Linked DNA regions of Homo sapiens: all the other regions are linked to region 5. The links are chromatin contacts, found by Hi-C or POLR2A ChIA-PET in ENCODE. All regions are on one chromosome and are shown on one strand. Each heading gives the region's core, a stretch centred on a gene start or an enhancer-like site at or near the end of the contact. The rest is flanking DNA. Distances are from core to core; before and after follow the strand shown. Region 1 overlaps CORO1C (coronin 1C). Region 2 holds the start of UBE3B (ubiquitin protein ligase E3B). Region 3 holds the start of SSH1 (slingshot protein phosphatase 1). Region 4 holds the start of USP30 (ubiquitin specific peptidase 30). Region 5 holds the start of PWP1 (PWP1 homolog, endonuclein).

Region 1 (3,829 bases), core at 940-3,439, 1.0 Mb before region 5:
TTTGATTGGAAGATAAACAAATCATTTATGCATAGTGTGAACTAACATTATGAGTCAAAAGAAGCTGAAGGATAGCTTTTTGGTAGAAAATCCTACATTTCTTGACCCTTTCTTTCACTTTCAGTGTGAATTTGGCAAAATTGGTATTTTCCTTGATTGTTATGGGGAAAAGAACTAGAATAAGCACTGTTTTATATTTTAGAATCATTGTTTTAACTAGATCAACATGGCGTCTTTCGTTTGTATCATCTTTAGGAAAAAGCAGTGACTTCTGTCACGTTGATGGAAATGAGACTGCAGAATGTCAGCAGATCGTACGTGGATAGTCCCCTTCATGAACAGTGTCTCTGTTTTTTCACTTGGTAGGGTGGGATCATTCCTCTGTTCTACAGTTGTAGAAATTGAAACCAAATTGAGTGGTTGTCCAAGACCGTGAGGTTGTTTGTGAATTAGAACTTAGGTTGCTGAGTCCTTATTTGATTTGTACATGTATATTTTTATTAATTTTTTTTCTACTGAGTGTGAACGAATTTTTCTTTAGGGGGGAGGATATAGAATCTGTGGTTTAGCCGGGCGCGGTGGCTCAAGCTTGTAATTCCAGCGCTTTGGGAGGCCGAGGCAGGTGGATCACCTGAGGTCAGCAGTTTGAGACCAGCCTGGCCAACATGGTGAAACCCTGTCTCTACTAAAAATACAAAAATTAGCTGGGCATGGTGGCACACGCCTGTTATCGCAGCTAATCGGGAGGCTGAGACAGGAGAATGGCTTGAACACAGGAGGCAGAGGTTGCAGTGAGCTGAGATAGCACCATTGCACTCCAGCCTGGGCGACAGAGCAAGACTCTGTCTCAAAAAAAAAAAAAAAAAAAAAGCTGTGGTCTAATGGACACTGAATCCTTTGCATTCTTTCTCTGGGATTAGAGAGTTTAATAACAAAAACAGTAACTTGACAGGGCTTTCATTCTGTCAGCTCAGAGAATTGTCTTAGGTTTGGAAAGTACTTGGTCTATACCATGCCTTGTGAGGACACAGTGACAGTGATGAAATCGCAGCAGTTCACATTTGTTGAGGGCTTCCTTTAAGTGCCAGGCGCCGTGCTGATAAGTGCCTTCTTTCATGGGCTACTTGAGAGGGAATGGCAGTCTCCTGACAGTGCTTTTCTGTGTGATCCACAGTCTTTGCCAGCACCTGCTGGATTTGCATTGGCTGCATGTCTGCCTTACTGTGCATTGCTGACAGGCAATTTCCATTTCTACACATTGTGGTACTCTGTTTTAGACAACAGTGGCAGTGCCGGTAGCCCTTTGTACAGATGTGGACATTTGGCACTTGGTAGCTTTGGTGTTAGGGGCAGAGGATTTTGTTCAGAGCCAGCCAGTGTCCTGACATGTCGTGGGATGCCCATTCACTGCCTCCTGAAATAGATTGTCTGATGCCTGGAGCACCTTCAACTGCCAAGTGTATGGGCCGTGAAAAGCTGGGGGACAGGACTGGGAGGGGTGGAGGATGCAGGGGGAGGGCACCAGGTGCAGAACAATGACTTCCAAATTATGTCACGAGCTGCCAGCCACACGAGCACGGCCTGGCCTCATTACCACATGAAGTGCCACAGAAGGGCCTTTTCATTTTCTCCTAGTGACTGTGTTATCCACAGTTTTGCTGGGAGGGGTGGGGTGGGCACCCTGCTCACCCCCAGTTAACAATGGAGCACAAAGTCCTGGCAGAAGGAACTTCCCAATGTACCCCGGGGCTATTTTTGATGACAGTGAGTGGCTGTGACTCACTGAATGTGTGCCCTGGCAGATGATGGTTTCCACCCCACCCCCTCCCCTGGAGATGAGCAGGCAGCCTTTGTGCGTTTCCTTGGCCAGCTTCTCCTGCTGCTGCAGTTCACTGATATGTCCACAGCAGCCGGCCCGCAGGCCTGACAGGGCTCTGACAGTGGTTTTTACCATATATGGCCATCAGAGCGCTGTGGCTGTCAGCCGGCCAGGATAATTTCCTTCCTTTGCTTTGATTGGCTGCACGGGTGGCTCAGAGAATGGTGGGATCTGGGAGTGTGTGGTGAAGAGAAGCCACTGAGTCAAGTGCAAAGAACGTTTAACTCTTTACTGGGTTTGTGGAGCGTGCCAGTCTGTGCTAAGCAGGCTGACAATTGCTGCCAGCAGAAGCCCTCAGTGTGTAAACATGGTAACCCCAGTCTGGGAAAGCTGCTGTATCTCCGGTAAAGAAAGGTATCTGAACACACATTACTCTGAAATAAACTCAAGGTGTCATGAACACATTTCTGGAGTCACGGTTTTGCCCAGAAGCCACCTTATAACCACATGTAGCAAATCATCTGCTCCTGCCAAGTTGAATATCTTCGCCCATTAGGGGTGGGACCTGAGTTGAGTCTGGGGAAGAATGAGCTGAGAGGGCATGTGATGGGACACATGTCTGCTTTCTTGGAGGAACGGTGACTTGGGTTTCATTTCTGGCTGACTGAATTGAGTCTATACTGCAGTCCTCTTGCTTGTGTGGAACTGACTCAGCCATGGAGCCCAAGGCATTAGCCCCTCCCACCCCCCAAAAAAAGTTGTAATATTTTTCTATTTATCATCTCCACCATCCAAGGAGGGTGGATTTTCATTCTGAGACCTGTGGATTAAACCAATGCAGAGCTGCAATGGGAAGGGTTAGCCCTGGAGCTCTTCAGCGTTCACAGAGGGTTTCAGTAGATCAATCTCCAATGTCATTTGCTTACTACGAGGGCTTAGACAACCAGTTTCTCTATTTTCTGATTTGATATTGAATGCTTTAATTTTCCATATTGCATTTACATCTGTAGTTCTTCTGCTTTTCAGCTTTTGCTTTCTAGCTCAATTTTATTTTAACTAGATTCTACCTCATCTTGGGTTCCAAGTTTTTATTTGTTCTCAGCCCAGAAGCATCATATGGAATTACTTGTCTGCAATAATGAGCAGAAAGCATTAGGTTTTCACTTTATAAATTCTTTAAGTCAGGAAGTTAGGAAATACAGCTACTCTGGTTGCTATCGCATATTTGGGCAAGGTTGAGTAAGGAAATGTTAACTTTTCCGTGTTTTTGCTTTCTGATAATAAAATGTTTGTAGTTTTACAATAACTTCCCTCAAGTTCTTAATTGATTTTAAAATATGGTCTATTCAGTATTAAACCCAGTTTTTAGAGAGGATCTGTGATGCAAAAATTATTTGCTTGGCATTTTCACTTCTGTCCAAAAAGACTGCTGTTTTTTACTCACAGGCAGGTGAAGTCTCTGTAGGCCCATACTCCCTCTCCCCAGCAGCTTTTGTTTCTAGCTTACCTTACCTTACAGGGTAACTCAATCTGTAGGGTTTATTCCAGAGCACCTCCTTTTACCTCAAGGATGGTATTTCTGGTTCCCTTAAAGTAAAGCCTCCTCAGAATGTTTTATTCCTGGGCCATGAGCTGTCACTCTCAGGGACCAGCCTGTGCACAAGTCATATATTGTGTGCACCCGTCTTTTTGGTCTGCTGCTGAGTCTCTGTTTTCCATGCCGCTGTCCCCTTGTCCCATGACCACAATCACTCTAGCTCCTCCCCGTGGAGCAGCAGGGGCTTAAGAAATTCAAACAAAACATGTATCCACATAAATAATACTGTCATAAGAAAAAGGAAGTTGAAAAAAATGGAAAACCCACTTCAATAGATACGCTTTTGACTCCTTTGAACTCTGCACAGTGTGAATGGAGCCCTTATGCTTGGGCTGAAAACTTTTCCTCTACTTCTGAGCACATGTGTGACTTAACATTCTCCTTGCTGAGTTGAAGAATTCTCAGTATGTATC
Region 2 (3,427 bases), core at 365-2,864, 1.8 Mb before region 5:
TTGCAATCTAGTTAGGGAAACAAGAATCATATAGGTAGAAAGATTAGAAAATAAGAGGTTGGTGATAACCAAGATCATTTAAAAAAGTAAATGAGTGCCCATTATGTGTCAAGTCCTTTATAAGTGATCTCATCTAATAAGGAGAGGAGTCCTATGAGAAGATCATTCATGATCTCATCTACTCCAGTCTAGACCATTAGTATGTGGCAGAGTCAAGGCTGTAATAACTAAGAGGCAGGATTCAGACTCTTGTCTTACCTCTATATTTCCAAAGCTGAAGCATCATAAATACCAACTGCTGACTAAGCCAAGAGGATTGTCCCTGTGCAGTAGGAAAAGCTGGGCCACCAGGTTTAATGACCACCACCACTTGTTCTGGGCAGACGGTGTATCAGACACTGCACAGATTATTTAACCAACTTGTCTTTTCAACAGCTCTATCAGTTCTCGATAATCTTTGTTTTTTTGAGACGGAGTCTCACTTTGTTGCCCAGGCTGGAGTGCAGCGGCGCGAACTCTGCTCACTGCAACCTCCGCCTCCCAGGTTCAAGTGATTCTCCTGCTTCAGCCTCCCAAGTCGCTGGGATTAAAGGCGCCCGCCACCACGCCCGGCTAATTTTTGTATTTTTAGTAGAGATGCGGTTTCACCATGTTGGCCACGCTGGTCTTGAACTTCTGACCTCAGGTGATCCGCCCGCCTCGGCCTCCCAAAGTGCTAGGATTACAGGCGTGAGCCACCGTGGCCAGCCTCAATAATCTAATTTTTATTTAAAGAATAGGAAACACGACTTAAAGAGACTATTCATATTAACAGCTACTATTTATTGAAAGCTACAGCCTATCTAAGGTGGATGCTTTTGAATCTGAATCCATGTATATCCAAAACAGTTATTTATCACTAAGTAAAACAAACAAGATCCAGGGCTCCCCCGTTCACAGAATGGCCAAGCAAAGAGAAGTTGAGAGTGCAAGATTGCCTGTGGGGGCTAAGCTGGAGTTAAATTACGATCAAGTTTTTCTTTATTCAGAACTAGGTGTCAGGCACGGTACTAAAACGTATTCACACCCTCTGTGAAACCTGCTAATTACTCCATTTACACAGAAGGAAACTGAGGCTCAGAGAGGTGAGGGAACTCACCCAAGGTCACACAGCGAGCGAACAGTATTCGAACTCCAGTTTAGGTGAGTCCTGGGGCCCAGAGTCTTTCCTCGGCATCAACAACCACAGGAACAAATCACCCAGCATTAGTCCGTTTATAAAGGCCTACCGTCCCCAAAGTGAAAAGAGGTGGAAAGGGCCGCGGAAAGAGCCCCTGGAGCACACACGCCAGATCCCAGCACTTGTTCCTCCGACCTGGCCAGGCAGGGACTGTGCCCTAGAGCCAACTCCCTCAAAGTCCCCAGCCCCACCACTCGGAGGACTGACGACCCAGTTCTCCCGCAGGCCGGACCGCAGGCCCTACCGGCCTACCCGCAGGCCGACCTTTATTCGCCGGAGGTCCCCGCACTTGGGGTCGGGGCCGCAGCTGCCACTGTCTCAGCCCAAAACACCCGAGTTCTGCCAGACCCGGGGCAGCAGCCGACGCACTACCGCCATCTTGCCCCGCGGTGTTCGCTTTCAGAACCCCGCCAGGAAGCAAGCATCCAGTTCCGGAAAATGACAGTTCCGCAGAGCTTCTTCGCCCGGGAAGGAAAACTTCCCCACACCTTGCCTCCCCTCTGGCAGCTGAAATAGCGGAGGTGGGATAAATGCCCTCCCCAGCCGAGAAAAGCTGGAACCCACTCCGGCCGGGGAGGCTGGAAAGAAAACTGGCCCCTAGGCGCACAACGGACGGCTTAAGACGTTGCCCTCTGCGGGGCGGAAGTGGGGTGCGGACAGCGGAAGTTATCGCTCCGGCCCCGCCTCCGCCCCCGGCTGGCGTGAGCTGGGTGTTTCCTGCCTCTCTCAGTCCGGGTTTGGAGACTCCTGCGTCCTCCGACTTTTCATGGTAGGGAGGGCGGTGCCCATGGACTAGGGGTTGAGGGCGGCCGAGGGAGCTGGGCAGCAGCAGAGTATAAGAAGGGACCGAGAGGAGGGGGTGTGATGAGGGGCAGTCACGATAGTGGAGAGGCATTTGGGGGATTGGTTAGGGGAAAGGCCCGGGGTGGGGGAAGGGCTTTGGGTGGAGAATTAGGGGCGGGGGTGGTGGTAGGGAGGCTCCCTGGCGGTTAGGAATCCGGGAAGCACATTTGGGCTTGCGGAGTAGATACGTGTGTGCGTGAGGAAGGGGTGTCTCCAAGTGAGTCCTGAGTGCTGGTTGGAGATGGGAGTTGGTGATTGCGAGGAGAACAAAGAGATATCAATTGAAAACGGACATTTGGGGGTGGAAAATGAGGATTTGGAGGATTATGAAGGAGAATGAATGGGCAGGTTATGAGAAGGTGAGGTAGGATTCCTTGGGGCGGAGCGTTTGGCGTTTTGGAGGTTGTGGCTGGAGTCGCTGAGTTTCCAGGAAGTGGGGAAGGGGCTCCCAGGTGCGTCTGAACACACGGCCCAGTGAGGGAAAGAAATCGAGAGAGCCCAGCAGGCTGATGTGCGTTCAGTGCTTGGAATCCTGGGGAGAGATGCCAGGGGCCTGAGGTTAGGATACCTGCGCCACGGAGTTCAGTGCCTCAGCTGGCGCCTGGGTACCTATCTGTAACTTCCATTGAGGCCAGAGGTGACCACGCCTAAGGAGCGGAGGATGTTTCAAGATCTGTCTCTCAGCTGTGGGGTTTGTCTGCTTGGGATCCTCAAGGGTCTGTTCCCTGAGTAGCTCATTGTCCCTGGGTAGAGATGACCAAAGATTGGCCCAGATCTTCTTTCTACTTGCTTGCTTGTTTGTCACGTCCCTGGAAAGTGCAGTCTTAAGGGAAAATCAGTCCCAGTGACGCTGCTGAAGAAAAGTCAGTTATCCTGTAGCTGACGTTGACTAGTCCGCTCCATTTTGTGCAAAATAAGGACCAGCGGATGGGAAGAAGGCAGCATAAACCAGTGGTTCTCAAACTCTGGTCCCACCAGCAGCAACACCTGGTAACTTATTCAAAATGGCTGAAATTTCAAGCCCTGTCAGAGACTACTGAATCAGACATTCTTGGGGTGGAGCCCATCTATCGGTTTTAACAAGCCCTGCAAGGGATTAGACTAATGATTTCTTGATTTGGACTGTGTAATGAAAGGGGCAAAGGAGTTGGGAGTCAGAGGGCTCTTATAGGTGTGATTCCTAGTTTTCTCCCCAAAAAAGTGGGGTTGATGATAAACATCTTTCTCACTAGAACATTGAGAGAAATAGACCAAGAGTTTGTGTATTAAACACAGGGAGAGAATGTCATTTGATGGAAGTTGCAATTGGCGGTAGCTGTCTTATAAGCAAATTTTGGATGTAAAATGCTGCAATTATGTGACTTA
Region 3 (3,845 bases), core at 393-2,892, 1.2 Mb before region 5:
TTTGTGGGAATGGAGCAATTCTTGTTGGGGAGACTGTCCAGTGCATTGGAAGACATTTAGCATCCAAGGCTCTTGCACTCTAAATGCCAGGAGCTCTCCCCCTCCATCAGCAAGACAACCACAAACATTCCCACAAATCCCCTCTTAGAAACGCTCCGTAGAAGCTACAGTGCCCCCCACTAGAATCACCTTTGAGATGAATCGTGCTGAGACCCTGTGAATAACATGGAGGAGGTCACAGCCCCAGGACAGAGGGAGGGACGGGGAAGAATCCAGGAGGCTGCGTGGGTTTCCTGTTGGGCAGTAAGACAAATTTGCTAAGCTGCGGGGCAGGCTGGGACCACTGCGTTTGCGAGTGCTTGTGCAACATGCAGAGGTTGGGGGTGGGAGCCGGGAGATGAGATTTTGGCTAAAAGAAAAGTTTCCTACTACTAAGTCAAGCCAGAATTGCCTTCTTGGTATCTTATTCCATGTTCCCCTCTCCATCCCCATAACTGGTCACCTCTCCCCGGGACAACAGCAGCAGCCTCCTCCCTGGTCTCCCTCAGCCCTCTGCCCCGTGGTCCCTCATCCACGCAGCAGCCGGAGCGATCTTTCCAGAGAGGATGGAGACTCCAGCCATTCCTCCCCTCTTCCCTTCCCTGAGTGCTGGCCTCCGGTTGACAAACTTCTTCCTGCTTCAGGGCACGCTGATCCCCCCTGCTTGGAGAGCTGTCTCTCTGTTCTTTCACCTGTTAATCCTGCTTATGCTCAAGCCCAAGCCTCAGAATAAAGCTCTTCTGGGAAGCCTTCCCTGACCTCCAAGGAGTTGGCTGGGTTTCAGAACACCCAGAAAGAATTCATTGAAAAAGATTAGCAAAATACTTTTTTAAAAACGTGCCTAATAACTTGATTAACCTCTGCAAAATCAGGCGAATCTATTTTGCTTACTGTTTTTGTTTTTTGTTTTTTGTTTTTTTGAGACCGAGTCTCGCTCTGTCGCCCAGGCTGGAGTGCAGTGGCGCGATCTCAGCTCATTGCAACCTCCGCCTCCCAGATTCAAGCGATTCTCTTGCCTCAGCCTCCCGAGTAGCTGGGACTACAGGCGCGCACCACTGCGCCCAGCTAATTTTTGTCTTTTTAGTAGAGACGGGGTTTCACCATGTTGGCCAGGATGGTCTCGATCTCTTGACCTCGTAATCCGCCCGCCTCAGCCTCCCAAAGTGCTGGGATTACAGGCGTGAGCCACCGCGCCCGGCCCCAGGACGTCTTTTATTTCCTGGTCGCTGTACAGTCCTGTCTGCACGGTCGCCGGGCCTCAGTTTCCCCAGGCAGAGCAGCGGGCAGGGCCCCTGGGGCGTACGGGCTCCGGGCGGCGCGCGCGCCCCCGAGTCCCAGGCCTGATAGCGGGGCGCGCGGGCGGGGGCGCGTGTGTCGGGCGCGCGAGGGACGTGATCGACCAGCCGAGGCCTCGGGCAGCCCTCAGGGCCCCCGCGCACGCGCGCCTCCTCGTCCCGCCCTGCCCGCTTCCCCGCCCACTCCGCGCACTGAGGCCTGCGCGCGCCGGCGCGGGAGGCGGGAGCTGGGGGCGGGGGCGGTGGCGACGCCGAGGGGGAGGGGCGGGCCCGGCCCGGCTCGGCCCGGCCGCCCGCGCGCGGCTCCAGGAGGCCCCGGGCCCGGCCCGGGCGGCGGTGGCGGTGGCGGCTCTAGCTCGAGACGTCTGTGGCGCCCTCGCACCGCGCCGCAGCCATGGCCCTGGTGACCCTGCAGCGCTCGCCCACGCCCAGCGCCGCCTCCTCCTCGGCCAGCAACAGCGAGGTGAGCCCCGGGCTCGCCGCGCCCGGCCTGGGCCGCCGGACGCCGCGCCGAGGCCGCCGGAGCTGGGGCCGCGCGTGCGGGGCAGGGGGGCGGCTGCGCGGGCTCCTCGGGGCCCCGCCGTAGGAACAGAGCCGGGCAGCCGGACCGGGGTGACCGTGCGAGGACTGTGTGCGATGTGACCCTGTCTTGGGGAGCTGTGCGGGGACTTTGTGTGCGGTGTGACCCCTATCGGGGGGCGACTTTGCAGGGACTGTGTATGCAGTGCGACCCCTCTGGGAGTGTCTGCAGGATACTGTGTGTGCGCTGTGACCCACATCAGGGGGTTACCCCCATCTTGGGGTGACCCCTGTTAGGCGGAGACTGTGTGCGTTGTGACCCCTAAGGGTGACTGTGCAGAGACTGTGTGTGCAGATGTGACCTCGTGATTGTGTGGGGACTGTGATTTCAGGTGTGACCCCCATCTTGGGTTGACCTCTGTCTGGGGAGGACTGTGCGTCTGTCGGGACTCCCATTTGTGAGTGACTCTGCAGTGTGACCAGGGTCCAGGGGTGACTGGATGTGCAACTGGGACCCTTGATTGGGTGACTGCGTGAGCCGCTGGTTCTGAGACCTGTGGCCGGGGTAGTTCTAGGCCCTTTGCCTGTATGCCTGGCTGTGCGATGTGAGATGTGACTGTTGCTGACCTGCCGTCCGGGGACTGTGCCAGCGTGAGACAGGCATCTGGGAGTGCCCCTACAAACGTGTGAGATTGTTTCCCCGCCTGCCGCCTCTGGAGTTCTGTCTGTAGGCGTGCCCGTGTCACTGTGTGACGGTGACCGAGCGTGCTGTGGGCTCTGTGTGGCTGTGTTTCACGTCTGTGCGTGCAGCCTTAGTCTGGCTTTTCCTTTCTGTAACATCACTCAGGCCTGTGTGTTTATGTGCATCTATCTTTCTGTGTGGCTGTGACCCATTCTGGGTGATTGCATAGGTGCATTCCTGGGTTGCGTGTCCTGGCACTGTGCGCGTTTTTGTGGGTCTGTGTGTGGCCCAGGTCCGTTTGCCTGGCCACTTTTTCCTCTGGGGTTGATTGAGGGCACTGTTGCCCTCTTAGCCTGCAGGGTTGGCCTGGCTTGTCCTAGGCTGGGGCCTTGGGCCTCTGAGCAGGTCAGCCCTCTGTAGCTGCAGGGATGACCCTCTGGTCGCGCAATCTTGCCCACCATCTCTTGAAGAACCCGTCAAGGCCTCTGGTCTAAACTCTTACCTATAACAAGGCTGAGTGTCCGCCTGCAGACCCTTAGCTGTGTTTAGAGAAGACTGGAGGAGCGGCCCTGCGGTCCCAGGCCCAGGAAGTTCCGCAGCCAGCATCTGGGCTCTTCAGCCCCTTTCTTTGTGGGAGGGAGTGGGGGAAGTTGACTGATAACACGGGGGAGGTTTGTGTGTCTGAGAGAGACAAGAGAATAATGTTTGCATTTGGCTTGACAGCCCTGTCTCCTGGTAGGGTAGTTCTTCAGCCTTGTTTTGCTGGGATTGGCAGGGACATTTTCAGAGTGGCTGGGAAGTTGAACCTTCACAGCCCCCTCCTTGGAGAGGAGAGGCCATTCATGAGTTATCTATACACAGAAGGTTCTAGTAATCCCCCTCTACACGCTGATTAGAGGCAAAAGAACACTGGCGATCAATAGCCTGCTACTGAGAAGTTAGGTTGCAGGAGCGCCTTTCCTTCCCACAGCGAGGAGGGGCTGTTTTCTGTTCCGGTCACTGCTGTCTGGCAATTTATGCACTTAATCTCAGGTTCTCATCACAAAAGTTTATGTGAGGTAAGGGGAGAGGTTGGCTTCAGGCTGAACCTGTCAGCCCAGATTTCTGATTCAAAACCCCATGTTCCTAGAGTTACTTGCAACCTAATCTGTTCTTGTCTTACGCATTTTAAGGTCTTATTATTTTTTAGTTACATACCATAAATTTGCCATTTTAAAGTGTACAATTCAGTGGTTTTTAGTATATACATGAGATTGTGCAACCACCACCATCTAATTCCAGAACATTTTCATCCTCCCCAAAATAGGAAC
Region 4 (3,655 bases), core at 757-3,256, 1.4 Mb before region 5:
TTCATGAAAGCTATTCTTTCTTTTTTTCTTATTTTTATTTTTATTTTTTTTTGAGACAGTGTCTTGCTCTAGTTGCTCTAGTGCCCAGGCTGGAGTGCAGTGGTGCCATCTCAGCTCAACACAATCTTCACCTTCCGGGCTCAGGTGATCCTCCTGCCTCAGCCTCCCAAGTAGCTGGGACCACAGCTGCACACCACATGCCCAGGTAATTTTTAAATTTTTTTGTAGAGACAGGGTCTCACTACATTGCCCAGGCTGGTCTCGAACTCCTGAGCTCAAGAAATCCACCTGCCTCAGCCTTCCAAAGAGCTGGGATTACAGGTGTGAGCCACCATGCCCAGCTGGTGAAAGGTATTCTTGAAGTTTCTTAATACATCACTGTGCTTTTACACGATACGTGAGTTCACAAAAGTGCCTGGAAAGATTATAAAGGACTGTCATGGAAGTGCTAAGGTGCTTTACCAGTGCTTTAAAATCCCCTAATCAAACACTAATATTTAAGGGTACATACTCTCTGCCAGGCCCTGTGACAATCTTACCTCATTTTTAAAACAACCCCACAGATGCAGGTTCTACTATCACTTTCATTTTTATAGCAGAAGAAACTAAGAGCCCAACTTGGTCACAGTGAGTGAAGGAACATGGCTCTGAATCATGCCTGTCTGTCTCCCCAGGTCTGTGCTTAAAACCACGAAGTTCAAGATGGAAACTGAAGGGAAGAGTGTCAAGGGGATGGGAGAGAGGACTTGTCCATGACTTTGGCAGCATAAGGAAAAAATACCCAGGGACAAGTGGCGACTTTGGAAACTCCATTCCTCTGCAAAATGACATCACGAGGAGAGTGGTGGGGCCTGCGGATGAAAAGATCTGGCTTCTCCTCCCAACTCTGCTATGAGGTCAGCTATGGGGCCACACTTCCTATCTACGGAATGGGGGCACTGGACAGGATAAGTATCGAGGACTTTCAGCCCTGGGATAATAAGCTCTTTAAACCTGCTCCAGTTCCAGAGGAAGCCGACCTGAGCAACAGGTCTCAGTCATTTGGGGTCAGCAGTGGGGGAGGGGGTACTCAGTTCTGAAGCCTGGAGCCCTTGGGAGGGTGAATAAGAGGGAAATGGGGGCCCTGACAGGATTGGGGACCCAGGCAATCGAGGAGTCCTAACAAGAACGGAGGGCTTTAACAGGACCAAGCAACCTTAACAGGTTAAAGGGGCCCTGACCAATTTAGAGACCCTTGCAAAACAAGGGCCTTTACTCACACTAACAACATCAGGGACCCAGACAGAAGTGGCGATCCATATTAGACTAGAGGGCGGGCTAACAGGAATAGGGGGCGGTACTAACAAAACGCGGGGCTCGCAGGCCCGGGGCACTTATAGGACTAGAAGAACCGTGCCAAGGTTGGGGAACCCTGGCAGTCCAGAAACTGATATGATTGGGGGACCCAGAAGGACTGGGGGTATACTAGAAGGATTGAGGGGTCTTGGCAGGCCTAGGAGGCACTGAAAGGACTGAGGGCACTGACAGAATTAGGGGCCTTGACAAGACTGGAGTGCCCCGGGTGTCCTGGGAACAATGACAGGAGGGGGAGGGACTGACAGACCTGGGGAGTGCAGACAGAATTGGTGTTGCCGAAGGACTGGAGCCCGTCAGTCCTCCCACCTACGGGCCCAGGCCTCCAACCCTAAAGGACGCAGAACCTTCCAGAATGCCCGCGCGGGCCCTGGAGACCCCAACTAGGGCATGAAAAAGCCGTCACGGGCCCAAGCTGGGGACCCTGGTCCCGGCCTCTTCGGCAGCCCCGCCCCCCAAAATCTCACCTGACGGCCGCCCCGGTCCGCAGGAAGCGCTGGATGGCCCTGTCGGCCGCGGTCATCGCCGCCTCGGCCCGGGAGCTCAGCATTGCAGCCGCACCGGAGGCCTGAAACCGTCTCCTCCGCTACCGCCGCCGCCGCCGCCGGACCGAGGGATACGACGGTTCCCGAGACAGCGGAACCTGCGGCCGCAGTCCCAGCACCTCGGGGGAACGTAGACCGCAGGACAGCTCCCAGGGGGACCGGAAGTAGCTGCCCCCGGAGAGCAATAGCTGACGGACCACGTCCTTTCTTTCTTTTCCCTTAGCAACAGGCCCCGGCGTCGGTTGCTACGCTGGGCTCAGTTGCCTGGGGCTGCTTGGTTTTCAGATTTGCTTAGGCTCCATTCATAAATACAGATGGCACACTTCTAGGATGGACCCTGGGTCATGATTTGAATTTTTCGATGTGGGGAAGGGAGGCCAACAGCCGAAAGTCGGGTCAGGCCTCTGCTATAATTAGTTATTATTGTGGCCAGAGTGGAAATAGGTCGCAGAGGAAGGAACTTTAATGAGCATGAGGCCCATCTCTGACGATATCAGTAGAGAAATCAACGTCTTTAATAGCCAACAAACTTATTGTTTACTTGGGTGCCAGGTATAGAGCTAAGTATGTTACATTCATTATTTACATTTAATATTCACACCAACTCTAACATTACCCACATTTTACATCCCAGGGAACCCAGGAAATTTGAAGAAATAGTAAGTTTTTTGACGCAGCTTGTAAGTGGTGAAACAGAGATTGGCAGTTCGGTCTGTCTGTCTCCAGAATGGCACTCTCCAACAGAAATATACAGGAGCCACATAGGTAATTTTACATTTTCCAGTAGCCACATTAAAGTGAAAAGCAGGAGGTAGGCCAGACGCCGTGGCTCACGCCTGTAATCCCAGCACTTTGGGAGAACGAGGCTGGTGGATCACCTGAGGTCAAGAGTTCGAGACCAGCTTGGCCAACATGGTGAAACCCCATCTCTACTAAAAATACAAAAATTAGCCGGGCGTGGTGGCAGGCTCCTGTAATTCCAGCTACTCAGGAGGCTGAGGCAGGAGAATTGCTTGAACCGTGGTGGTGGAGGTTGCACTGAGCCAAGATCATGCCACTGCATTCCAGCCTGGGTGACAGAACCAGACTCCATCTCAAAAAAAAAAAAAAAGAGGTCAGGTGCGATGGCTCATACTTGTAATCCCAGCACTTTGGGAGGCCGGGGGGTGGGGGTGGGGGGCACGGATTGCTTGAGGTCAGGAGTTCGAGACCAGCATGGCCAATATGGTGAAACCCCGTCTCTACTAAAAAATACAAAAATCAGCCAGGTGTGGTGGCGCGTGCCTGTAATCCCAGCTACTCGGGAGGCTGAGGCGGGAGAATCGCTAGAACCTGGGAGGCGGAGGCTGCAGTGAGCTGAGATCACACCACTGCACTCCAGCCTGGGCAACAGAGAGAGATTCAGCATCAAAAAAAAAAAAAAAAAAAAAAAAAGCAAGAGGTAAAATTAATTTTAACCATATTTTTTCCTTGACCCAATATGTTCAAAATATTGGGGCAGGTGCAGTGGCTTATGCCTATAATCCCAGCACTTTGGGAGGCCAGGTGAGAGGATGGCTTCAGGCCCAGAGTCCAAGGCCACCTGGGCAACATAGCAAGAACCCATGGCTACCGAAAAACAAAGAAAAGAAAAACAAAATATGTCATTTCTATGTGAAAATTATTGATGAGATAATTTACATTCTTTTTTTTTTGAGATGGAGTCTTGCTCTGCCGCCCAGGCTGCAGTGCAATGGCACGATCTCGCCTCTCAGGTT
Region 5 (3,488 bases), core at 1-2,500:
ATACTATATGTGCACATGTCGACTCCATAAAGGCAGGGTCTTTTTCTATTTTTTTTTTTTTTTTTTTTTTTTTTTTTTTGAGACGGAGTCTCACTCTGTTGCCCGCCCAGGCTGGAGTGCAGCTGTGCGATCTCGGCTCACTGCAAGCTCCGCCTCCCGGGTTCACGCCATTCTCCTGCCTCAGCCTCCCGAGTAGCTGGGACTACAGGCATCCACCACCACACCCGGCTAATTTTTTGTATTTTTAGTAGAGACGGGGTTTCACCGTGTTAGCCAGGATGCTCTCGATCTCCTGACCTCGTGATCCGCCCGCCTTGGCCTCCCAAAGTGCTGGGATTACAGGCGTGAGCCACCGCGCCCGGCGGGACTTTTTCTATTTTGTTCATGCCTATCCCAGGACCCTGAACAATGCCTGGCCTACAGAAAGCACTTAGTATCCAATGAGGAAATTACTTAAGTAATCGTCACCTCTGCTACAGTCTCAGTCTCCAACTCTTGTAGGTTTTTCATGTGTTAGACATTTACCTCTCATCCTCCCTGCTACCATCAACATCTCACTTGGATTACTGCAAGAAATTCCCTATTCATCTCCCAGCCTCACGACATCTTAGCCTCCACACCAGTTTTTCTACACCACATTCATCCTCACTCCTTCAGACACGGAGCACAAGAGTGGAAAGTGGAGTTTTCATGCTCTCTTCCCAGTTATGCTTGAAAATGCACTTGGGTGCTAGTGAAGCTAGTGGTGTTGTCAAAAAGCCTTTTGGGGTATTACCCACCAAAAACAGCAGCCCACCCCTTTCCGGCCCGCTAAGTCCATGTGCGTGCGAATTTGGGAGTGGGGTTGGGCTTGAGGGTGGGAACAGTGAGAAGGCGCGGCCCTTGACTCTCCAGGCTCAGGCGAACCAGACCTTCTGAACTGCAGCTCTAGTCGCGACAATCCGGGCAAAGCCGCCCTCACCCCAGCCAGTCGCACCAGCCAACGCCCCGAGTTCCGGGTCCACGTTCCCCCAGCTGGGCGGACCCCCAGTGCCGTAAAGACGCTGCTCCCCTTGTCTCCCAGCGACCAGGCCTCACCTTGTCTGGTGTCTCTTTGGCCACGCCGCAGCGGACCCAGGCCACGCACGTCACCTGGCGGCTGCGGTTCATGGTCCTCAAGTCAAGGGCGTGTCACGCTAGAAACCAGGCTGCATAGGGAGGGACCACGACCGCACTGCTGCCACACGCTCAGGGATCTGCACAGGGCCGCTGCCAGGGCAGAGCGCATGCGCAGGCTCCTGTTTGGGCAGCGTCGGCGCTCATTTCAGACGTCATTCTGAGGCGCCGAATGAGAAATAGGAGGGGACAAAATGGAAGCGGAAGCAGCCGGGCGAGGAATCCACGTGGGCTGGTCTGGGCTGTGTGAAGTATAGAGAAAAGGCTTTTCAGGACTGCATGTGACGATGCCTGCGGGCTTTGTAAAGGCCAAGAAAATATTTGGGACTGTAGGGGTCAGTCAGAAGCAAAGTTTCACCAATCTTTATTTTGCTTGCAGTTCCGTAGACTTCAAGCTGACAAATGGCAGAGGTTTGTGGTTTGCGTTTTTTAAAAAGCTTTCTCCAAAATGAATTTGTCGTTTCACGGAGATCCCACCATTACATCTCATTACATCCCTAAATGTTACTTTCTCACCTTAAAACATTTAGCACCAAAAAAAAAAGTGAGAAAAAAACATTTAGCACCAATTATATACTAACTATGCAGTAGTGATTTAGTCTTGGCAAACACAAAGGGCTTACTTATGTTGAAGGCGCTGTTTTGAGTGCCGTATCACGTGATTACTTACCCCTTTGTGGGAGGTCTTATTTCCGTTTTACACCTGGGAAAACAGCGATCCTTCCAAAGGTCACACTGCTAGTAAGCGGTGCAGCTGGGATATGAACCCGGGCAGTGTGACTCCCTTGTATCTATGTCATGCTTCTCAGCTAAGATCAGTCATCTGTTAGAACTCGTGAGTGGCTGGACGTTTGTAGAATGGAAAATCTCAAACTAGCATCCCAGAAAAATCTGGGTTTTGATCTCTTGGCTGTGTGGCCCTGTCCTGGTCATTTACCCTCAATGCATCTACCTCTGAGAGAGGCAAGCAAAAGAAACAGGAAGGTGGCTGCTATGGGGAAACAGTGGCAAGGATAAACTGGCAGTACACATGGTCTTTCCCAGTGGCATTGTCAAACGGGGGGTGTCCACCTGTGGGCTCTATTCGGGGACCTTTTTGCAACACATTTATCTTTCTATACAGTATTTTACTTGGTTCTCACAACACTTTGTTTTAAAGATGAAGCTAGAGTCCCCAGTAGTCAAATACTTTCCTACTCAGATCACACACAGAGGAGCTGATACAACTATGAGTTCTGTCACCAACTCTACTCAGCCTAATGCGCTTGGCAATCTCCCTGCCTGAGGAGAGATCCTCCCAGAAGTAAATTGCTCATTGTTTGTGTAGGCAGATTATTTGTCCATTAAGACTTCTCCCCCTGCTCTGTTTCTGTAAGATGATTCTTCTGTGGTTTCTTTGCTTTTAACCCATTTTAGAAAGACCATATGGCAGATAATATTTTTCAAGGATGGCTGCAACAATAGAGTCCTTCACACATGTTTGTCTGCAACGTGATCTTGATATTCCTCCATCAAAGCACCCCCCCCCGCCCCCACCAACTTGAATCTGGGTAGTTGTAGGTCTGCTTTGGCCAATAAAGTATGACAGAAATGATGTTTCCAAGGTTAAGTCATAAATAGGATGCAGGTTTTGCTTCCCCACCACCACACCCACTTCTCCACTTCCACACCCCCCACCCACTCCCCCACTGCCCACCAGTAGAACACTAATGTTTGGAGCCCTGAGCCACCATATAAAGTTTGGCTACTGTGGTAGTCTGTTCTCACACTGCTAATAAAGACATACCCAAGACATGATAATTTATAAAGAAAAAGAGGTTTAATGGACTCACAGTTTCAGTTGGCTGGGGAAGCCTCACAATCACTGCAGAAGGCAAAAGAGAAGAAAGGCATGTCTTACATGGCAGCAGGCAAGAAGAGAGCATGTGCAGGGGAACTCCCCTTTATAAAACTATCAGATCTCAGCTGGGTGCAGTGGCTCATGCCTGTAATCCCAGCACTTTGGGAGGCCGAGGCAGTTGGATTACAAGGTCAGGAGTTCTAGACAAGCCTGGCCAACGTAGTGAAACCCCGTCTCTACTAAAAATATAAAACTTAGCCGGGCATGGTGGTGCATACCTGTAGTCTCAGCTACTTGGGAGGCTGAGGCAGGAGAATCACCTGAACCCAGGAGGCGGAGGTTGCAGTAAGCCGAAATCGCACTGCTGCACTCCAGCCCGGGCAACAGATCAAGACTCTGTCTCAAAAAATAAAAATAAATAAAAATAAATTAATTAATTAATAAAACCATCAGATCTCATGAGACTTATTATCATGAGAAAAGCACAGGAAAA

Evidence for each region. A loop is a pair of places that touch in the nucleus more often than their neighbours do. ChIA-PET counts read pairs that join two places held with the same protein, here RNA polymerase II (POLR2A). Pooled maps may share reads with other maps.
Region 1: a loop to region 5 is called in a pooled map, with 6 times the contacts of the local background. The contact joins the enhancer-like site here to the promoter of PWP1 in region 5. A Hi-C loop is called at or near these places in 3 of 50 pooled maps. POLR2A ChIA-PET finds 5 or more read pairs at or near these places in 2 of 52 experiments (Panc1 and T-cell).
Region 2: a loop to region 5 is called in a map of CD4-positive, alpha-beta T cell, with 9 times the contacts of the local background. The contact joins the promoter of UBE3B here to the promoter of PWP1 in region 5. A Hi-C loop is called at or near these places in 1 of 168 maps with a recorded cell type or tissue (CD4-positive, alpha-beta T cell) and 11 of 50 pooled maps. POLR2A ChIA-PET finds 5 or more read pairs at or near these places in 1 of 52 experiments (naive thymus-derived CD4-positive, alpha-beta T cell).
Region 3: a loop to region 5 is called in a map of CD8-positive, alpha-beta T cell, with 3 times the contacts of the local background. The contact joins the promoter of SSH1 here to the promoter of PWP1 in region 5. A Hi-C loop is called at or near these places in 2 of 168 maps with a recorded cell type or tissue (CD4-positive, alpha-beta memory T cell and CD8-positive, alpha-beta T cell) and 9 of 50 pooled maps.
Region 4: a loop to region 5 is called in a map of CD8-positive, alpha-beta T cell, with 33 times the contacts of the local background. The contact joins the promoter of USP30 here to the promoter of PWP1 in region 5. A Hi-C loop is called at or near these places in 6 of 168 maps with a recorded cell type or tissue (CD4-positive, alpha-beta T cell, CD4-positive, alpha-beta memory T cell, CD8-positive, alpha-beta T cell and 1 more) and 13 of 50 pooled maps.

Annotation. Positions count from the first base shown.
Region 1 is chr12:108,689,836-108,693,664 of GRCh38, reverse strand. All of the region lies in intron 2 of CORO1C (coronin 1C), which reads left to right. Among named protein-coding and RNA genes, the nearest start is that of CORO1C, 40 kb to the left of the region's middle. RefSeq lists enhancers at 1-115, 829-1,510, 1,738-2,032, 1,511-2,192, 1,983-2,262. Within about 2 kb of position 2,189, at least 41 of the 41 ENCODE cell types and tissues checked have a DNase peak (open chromatin) inside an H3K27ac peak, as active enhancers do; they include Panc1, where a contact is called at or near this core.
Region 2 is chr12:109,475,821-109,479,247 of GRCh38, reverse strand. It overlaps UBE3B (ubiquitin protein ligase E3B), which reads right to left and starts at 1,614. Exons shown (of 28, transcript NM_130466.4): 1 at 1,139-1,614. KCTD10 (potassium channel tetramerization domain containing 10) reads left to right here and starts at 1,948. Exons shown (of 7, transcript NM_031954.5): 1 at 1,948-1,988. The coding sequence starts at 1,986. RefSeq lists enhancers at 1,702-1,791, 2,300-3,035.
Region 3 is chr12:108,855,380-108,859,224 of GRCh38, reverse strand. It overlaps SSH1 (slingshot protein phosphatase 1), which reads left to right and starts at 1,642. Exons shown (of 15, transcript NM_018984.4): 1 at 1,642-1,797. The coding sequence starts at 1,729. RefSeq lists a silencer at 1,173-1,912 and enhancers at 2,343-2,392, 2,445-2,946.
Region 4 is chr12:109,050,927-109,054,581 of GRCh38, reverse strand. USP30 (ubiquitin specific peptidase 30) reads right to left here and starts at 2,006. Exons shown (of 13, transcript NM_032663.5): 1 at 1,821-2,006. The coding sequence starts at 1,903. It overlaps USP30-AS1 (USP30 antisense RNA 1), which reads left to right and starts at 617. Exons shown (of 2, transcript NR_038996.1): 1 at 617-896; 2 at 1,844-2,541. RefSeq lists enhancers at 610-979, 1,313-1,812.
Region 5 is chr12:107,683,561-107,687,048 of GRCh38, reverse strand. PWP1 (PWP1 homolog, endonuclein) reads right to left here and starts at 1,250. Exons shown (of 15, transcript NM_007062.3): 1 at 1,078-1,250. The coding sequence starts at 1,149. RefSeq lists enhancers at 912-961, 1,182-1,441.